Regions from separate parts of the Homo sapiens genome. Here region 1 is linked to region 2. Evidence: read pairs that join two places in POLR2A ChIA-PET (ENCODE). Cell type or tissue: OCI-LY7. All regions are shown on one strand. Links, peaks and the distances in the headings refer to the core of each region. The heading gives the core; the rest is flanking DNA.

Region 1 (2,906 bases), core at 222-2,721, 58 kb before region 2:
GGAGTGGCTGGGGGCTCTCTGAACTTCCCTATCTCATTGCACTACCTGGCCAGGCCATGCATGTCTACACACACTTATGCTTGTCCACTCTTCAGCCCTCCTCCCTCCTTTTCCCTTCCTCTTCCTTTCTCTAACTCTTCTCCTGCTACCTTTTCCCTACCCTTCTTCCAAAGAGACAGTGAGAACCTCAAAGATATCACGTGGTTATCTGTCACACCCCACCACATTGCCTGGGACCAGAAGATTGGGAAGGGACTGCAGGCTGGTAATCCTAAAGCTTCTGTGTTGGGCGGGTGCGGTGGCTTACACCTGTAATCCCAGCACTTTGGGAGGTCGAGGTGGGTGGACCACGAGGTCAGGAGATCAAGACCATCCTGACCAACATGGTGAAACCCCGTCTCTATTAAAAATACAAAAATTAGCTGGGTGTGGTGGCACGCACCTGTAGTCCCAGCTACTCTGGAGGCTGAGGCAGGAGAATCTCTTGAACCCGGGAGGCGGAGGTTGCAGTGAGCCAAGATCGCACCACTGCACTCCAGCCTGGCAACAGAGCAAGACTCAGTCTCAAAAAAAAAGAAAGAAAGAAAGAAAAAAGCTTCCGTGTTGTTCTCCTGGCTTTGCCCCAGCTAAAATGTGTATTGGTGACCAGACAGACATGCGACTTTGTCTGGACCTCAGTTTCCCCTACTTATAAAGTGGGTGGAACTCTGCCTCCACCAACCTTCCACTCAATTGGCTATGGAGGGAAGAGCACAAGACTTGTTGTCTTTACTATCTGTGGCGGCCTAGAGAAGTCACTCAATCTCCCTAGACTTCTGTTTTTCATATGGAAAATGCAGATAATAATATCCACAAGTTTTTGCAGGGGTCAAGTCAGATAGCCTGTGCTCAAGTGCTTACCTAGCTCCCGGCCTGGCACAAAGCAGGTGTTCAATATGAGTTAACTGGAAGGTTCGTTGAAAAAATTAGGAATCGCAAGTGTGCATGTTGCACGTGTCACATGTTGCACTGCATCTAGCACGGTGTTGGGTACGAAGTAGACATTCAGTCAATATGCACAGGTCAAATTGAACTGAAAACTGGGTACGGAGAGGTCAGGAATGATTAAATTAGTTCACTTGTGTGTTGGCTAACGTCTCCTTTTTCAGGTAATAGACAAGAAATAGTGTGTAAATCTGCTTATCCCCAAAAGGCGTGTGACCTGTGCAGTGAAAGTGAGCTGGGGGTCCTCCGCCCCACCCCCAAGCTCGCTGGGCTCTCTAGGACAAGTCTCTTCCTCCTGCTGCATTTTAGGGAGCATCCTGCAGACGGCGCTCTCCCATCATCTCAGCCTCAGCCGAATTGAGCTGGGGTAGGGAGCGAGGGGTGAGGGGAAGTGTGAAGGAAAAACAGCCCCACGCGTCACTCACATATTTACATCTGAACTGTCAAAATAGTTATTTTTAAGTCGAGTTCCGTCTGCTGCGAGTTTAAAACTGAGCGGCGCGGGGGCGGGGCGCCCCACTGCGGAGGGAGGGCGGCTGGAGCCGCGGCCTGAGTGCGCGTGCGCAGTGCGCCTCGCCGGCTGCTTGGGGGTCCCCCGGCTGAGTGGGAAGCTCCTGGGGCAGTGTGGGCGCGGAGGTGTGCGTGTGGAAGACCGGCTCTTCCTTTGGCCACTTTGCACCTAGCTGGGGAGCTGCGTAAACTGTTGGCGTCCGCGTGGTCTGCCATTCCTGGTTCTCCACGGTGATGGGCGGCTTTCTCCTGTCTCATGGGAACCACGCATCCCATTCCAGGAGGAAGATCTGTCTTGTTCTTACCTCCTCTGGATGACTTTGGTTGTCCACCCCTACCCTACTCTCCCACCCCGTCCCTGACAACGTCTGGAAATTCTCCATAGCCTCCCTCTATACTTCCTAGTTACAACTGGGATCCATGCCCATCTCTAAAACAAGACTTCATGGGCTCCATTCAGATCCAGGTCTGATTTGAGGATGCCCCTCCGCCCAGCCGTCTTCAACACAGCCCTTCCTAAGAGGGAAGGAGCTGGGGGCTTCTACGGGAGCTGGTCAGCGCTTGGGCGGGCCTGAAGCCGAGGACCCTTGGGTGTGCAAGCAGCAGAGAGAATGACTTGGCCTTCTATGTGGCAAGAATTCATTTTTCTCTGCAAAGTGAGGAGCCTGCTGGTTTGACACTCAGGATGCTTCTTTCTTGCTCTCTCGATTGCTCTCTCAGGGGCAGTGGGATTTGAGACAGACGCTGCCTGGCCCTGCTGCCATTAATATGTGTCCCAGCCCTGTCCAATGTCTGCTCTGTAATGAGTAGTGTTTCGGAATGTCACCTCTGTTAATGGGGAAGCGACACCTGTGCACAGCCGGAACCACCTCTCTGTCTTCATTAGGCAGTCCGCGGCCTGGCTGCCGGCTGCCCTCGCTGGGTGACAGATGATGGGGATGAGGAGTGAGAGCAGCAGCCTCCTGCTGTCCAGGATTCATTCCCAGACAATGACCCCAAATGCCTGTCCCTGCTCCCCCCACCCCCCAACATCAAAATAGCCGAGAAAAATGCCCTTCTCGGGTAAGGTGCGGCAAGGACAGATAATAGCTAAAAAGCATGCTAAGGAGAGTAGAGGAGTCATTTCCAGAAACAGACCTGTGCTAGCCACTGTGATCTCCGGTTTAGATTGCATTTGGGGGTCTCTTCCTCCCCCAACCCCGGCTATCTCCACAGGCCATCTTTTATGCCTCTTCTAATAAATCTGTCCCCCATGCAAAAGTCACAGTGTGAGGGCATAATGGATGTTCTAATTCCAGATTTCTCTCTAGCCCAGAGCTGCATATGGCCTCCCAGCAAAATCCTGATCCTTTCAAATCTCAGCCCTCATATCTGCCTGACACAATGCGGCATTGAAATGAGCCAAGCCACAA
Region 2 (2,906 bases), core at 243-2,742:
GCATCCAAAGTCCTCATTCCTATAAATGTCACTATTTACAGCAGGGTCAATCCTGCCACCCAGCAAAGGTGTTCTCCATCCCATGGCCAAACAATGAAGTGGAGCCCTGGCTGGAGAAACAGGATTGAGCTAATTGCATGTCACACAGACACACTGGATTTCACAGGCTTGTGTTCTACAGATGGGGCGATGAGGCCAATTCTATTGCATGCATGCTGTTTAAATCTCTACCCAGTCAATATTCAGGGTGGCAGATGGAAGAAATTCTTAAAGGCTCTATTTCTGTTCTTCGACATTCAAAGAAATACTGTGCTACCACCTCTTAAAAATAATTGGTTAAGTACCAAGTTATTTTCATTGCCACAGTCATAAATAAAGAAGTGCTAGACCACAATGTTTATATCTATAGTAGTTGATAATCTTACATGCAAGAAAAATGATTGTTGATGTTTAGGAGGTTGTTTTTCTTGCTTTTTTTCCTCCCTTCCTTTCCTCCCCTACCCCTACCTCCCAGCCAAGAAAAGTCTTGTTGATTAGAGTAACAAGAAGGGGCTGATTTGGAAGTAAAATTAAACTTGACTCTTTCCTGAAGCAAGAACGTAATCTCAAGACTAAAATAAGAAAGTGCCTAACCAACTTGGCATTTTATTCTGAGGAAGATTCCCGATAGAAACTTGGATGGAAGAAAATGAAAGGGAAGCCAATTAGCCTGTGTTAAGCAATGCTAACTTTTAACAAGCTTGCTCAAGAAGAAATGAACCTGTTAAGAGGGTCATCCAGGGCTTCCTTGCCGCCTCGGTGCACAGCTCAATCATGCTTCCTTCTTGTTCATTTTGACAAAGCAGGTGAGTGATGAGCAGGAAAAAATTATGAGGAGGTGTTGGAGCAACTCGCTAATCAGCACTGCTACAAGATCGCCAGCATTTACAGGACCGCATTCACTGAGAAATGATGGCTGCTATGAATGTTCTCGTTTGTGGGCGTCACCTAAACACAACCCTGCCTAATGAATCAATCTCTGGAGAGCCAGAGGGGGCTATTCTAGGTACTGCAGATGTGGATGAGGACAGCTCTCCTCATTTCCTGGCAACAGGAGACTGGTGTGACAACTCTAATTCCTGGAGAGCCATTGGTAAAATCCTCCTTGGGTTCAAGAGTTAGCTAAAAATATGTGGAGGGGAAAGGATGAGTTTGTCCTTTTTTTTTTTTTTTTTTTTTTTTTTTTTTAGTTTATTGCTACTGGGTTTTTTTAAATTTGTCTCTTGAAGGAGAATGGATTATTAATGTTCATTACTGTTCTGATTAGGAGGCAGCCTTTTTCCCTTCCCAGATTAATGTTGGGCAACCCTTCAAATTGGCAGAGAGAAGGGTAACTCCACAACCTGTATGAACAGGGATGGCTTTGCTGCTGTGAAGAACATGTTGCTCTCACTTGCATTACTAGAAAAGAAAGGTGAGATCTGGTCTAAGAAGGGCTGAGGCAGAAATTTAAAAATAAATATGCATTAATTCACTCCGAGAAAAGTAACAGGCAAGGCAAGGGTTAAAAAGAAAAGAAGCAAGTTTTCCTCTGCTTAGCAGCTCACTTCAAGGACAGTTATAAGATAAGGCTGTCCGAAAAGCCAAGGCCAAAGGAATGGGCTCCAGACACCCACTCCTTCCTCCAGAGCAAGGTTGAAAGGAAAAAAAAGAAAGACAAATTCCTTTACTGTTACTCCTTTCCCTGGCTTCTTAAGCATAACTATGTTTTACAAATGTCTGTATTTAGCTAGTTCTTGTTTTTCTTTTGTCTCAGCTACAAGGCCACCAGCTATGCAAGGCCACAAGTTATGCACTATATGGTTAACTGCCTTTGTTTTGCTTTTGTAAGCCCGCTTATAAAAACCCCGCTCTGTCTTTGTTCAATGCTCAGCTTTTTGGATGTGAATCCACTGAGCCGGTGCATATCTTAAAATAAATATCCTCCTGTTCTGCCATATCGGTCTCTCCATTCCTCAGTTTACCTCAACGGGGCAACGTTAGGGAGAGTGTCCTAAGCAGAAGATCCAGGATCCAATTCTACCTCTGCCCTGGCAGGCTCCCGTGGGGCCTCAGCTTCCTCATCTGTAAAATGAGCACTAGAATGATCTGAGCCAGAAACTATGCAATGGGGAAGCTTAAAGACATTACGTTAAGTGAAATAAGCCAGTCAGAAAAGGACAAATACTGTATGATTCCATTTACATGAGCTACCTGGAGTAGTCGGATTCACAGAGATAGAAAGCAGAATGGTGTTGCCGGAGCTGGAGACTGTGGGGAATGGGGAGTTACTGTTTAATGGGTACAGAATATCCATTTTGGAGAATGAAAAAAGTTCTAAGATGGATGGTGGTGATGGCTGCACAGCAGCATGTATGTGCTTAGTGCCACTGAACTGTACCCTTAAAAATGGTTACAATGGTAAATTTTGTTATGTATATTTTACCACTATTTTTTTGAGACGGAGTTTCCCTCTTGTTGCCCAGGCTGGAGTGCAATGGTGTGATCTCGGCTCACCGCAACCTCCGCTTCCCAGGTTCAAGTGATTCTCCTGCCTCAGCCTCCTGAGTAGCTGGGATTACAGGCATGCACCACCATGCCCGGCTAATTTTGTATTTTTAATAGAGATGGGGTTTCTCCATGTTGGCCAGGCTGGTCTCAAACTCCCGACCTCAGGTGATCCGCCTGCCTCAGCCTCCCAAAGTGCTGGGATTATAGGCGTGAGCCACTGTGCCTGGCCTTTCACAATATATATTATAAAATAAACTAAGCAACTATCCACAACATTCACCCAAAGTATCAGGAGTCTCAAATTCAAGCACCCATGGGGGTCAGGCCATTTGTATGAGTGAGCCCACGGTCTTGCCTAGCGTACAGAGGAGGTAGTA

What was found. ChIA-PET counts read pairs that join two places held together with the same protein. Peaks named below come from ENCODE experiments on the same cell type or tissue, not always from the same donor. Only the 100,000 strongest peaks of a DNase experiment are listed, where the experiment ranks them.
Region 1: POLR2A ChIA-PET joins it to region 2 with 7 read pairs; 3 of 35 experiments call an interaction of 5 or more read pairs at or near these places.

What each region holds. Positions count from the first base shown.
Region 1 is chr1:205,429,396-205,432,301 of GRCh38, reverse strand. It overlaps a transcript of LEMD1 not described here. Among named protein-coding and RNA genes, the nearest start is that of LEMD1, 8.8 kb to the right of the region's middle. RefSeq lists silencers at 1,297-1,346, 1,567-1,616. In OCI-LY7, for the core only: CTCF peaks have their summits at 1,102 and 1,310 (motif pointing right); a DNase peak (open chromatin) is centred at 1,411; H3K4me3 peaks cover 1,044 bases; H3K27ac peaks cover 1,014 bases.
Region 2 is chr1:205,371,289-205,374,194 of GRCh38, reverse strand. LEMD1-AS1 (LEMD1 antisense RNA 1) reads right to left here and starts at 943. Exons shown (of 4, transcript NR_038425.1): 1 at 761-943. RefSeq lists a silencer at 1,520-1,814. In OCI-LY7, for the core only: no CTCF peak of the experiment used is centred there; no DNase peak of the experiment used is centred there.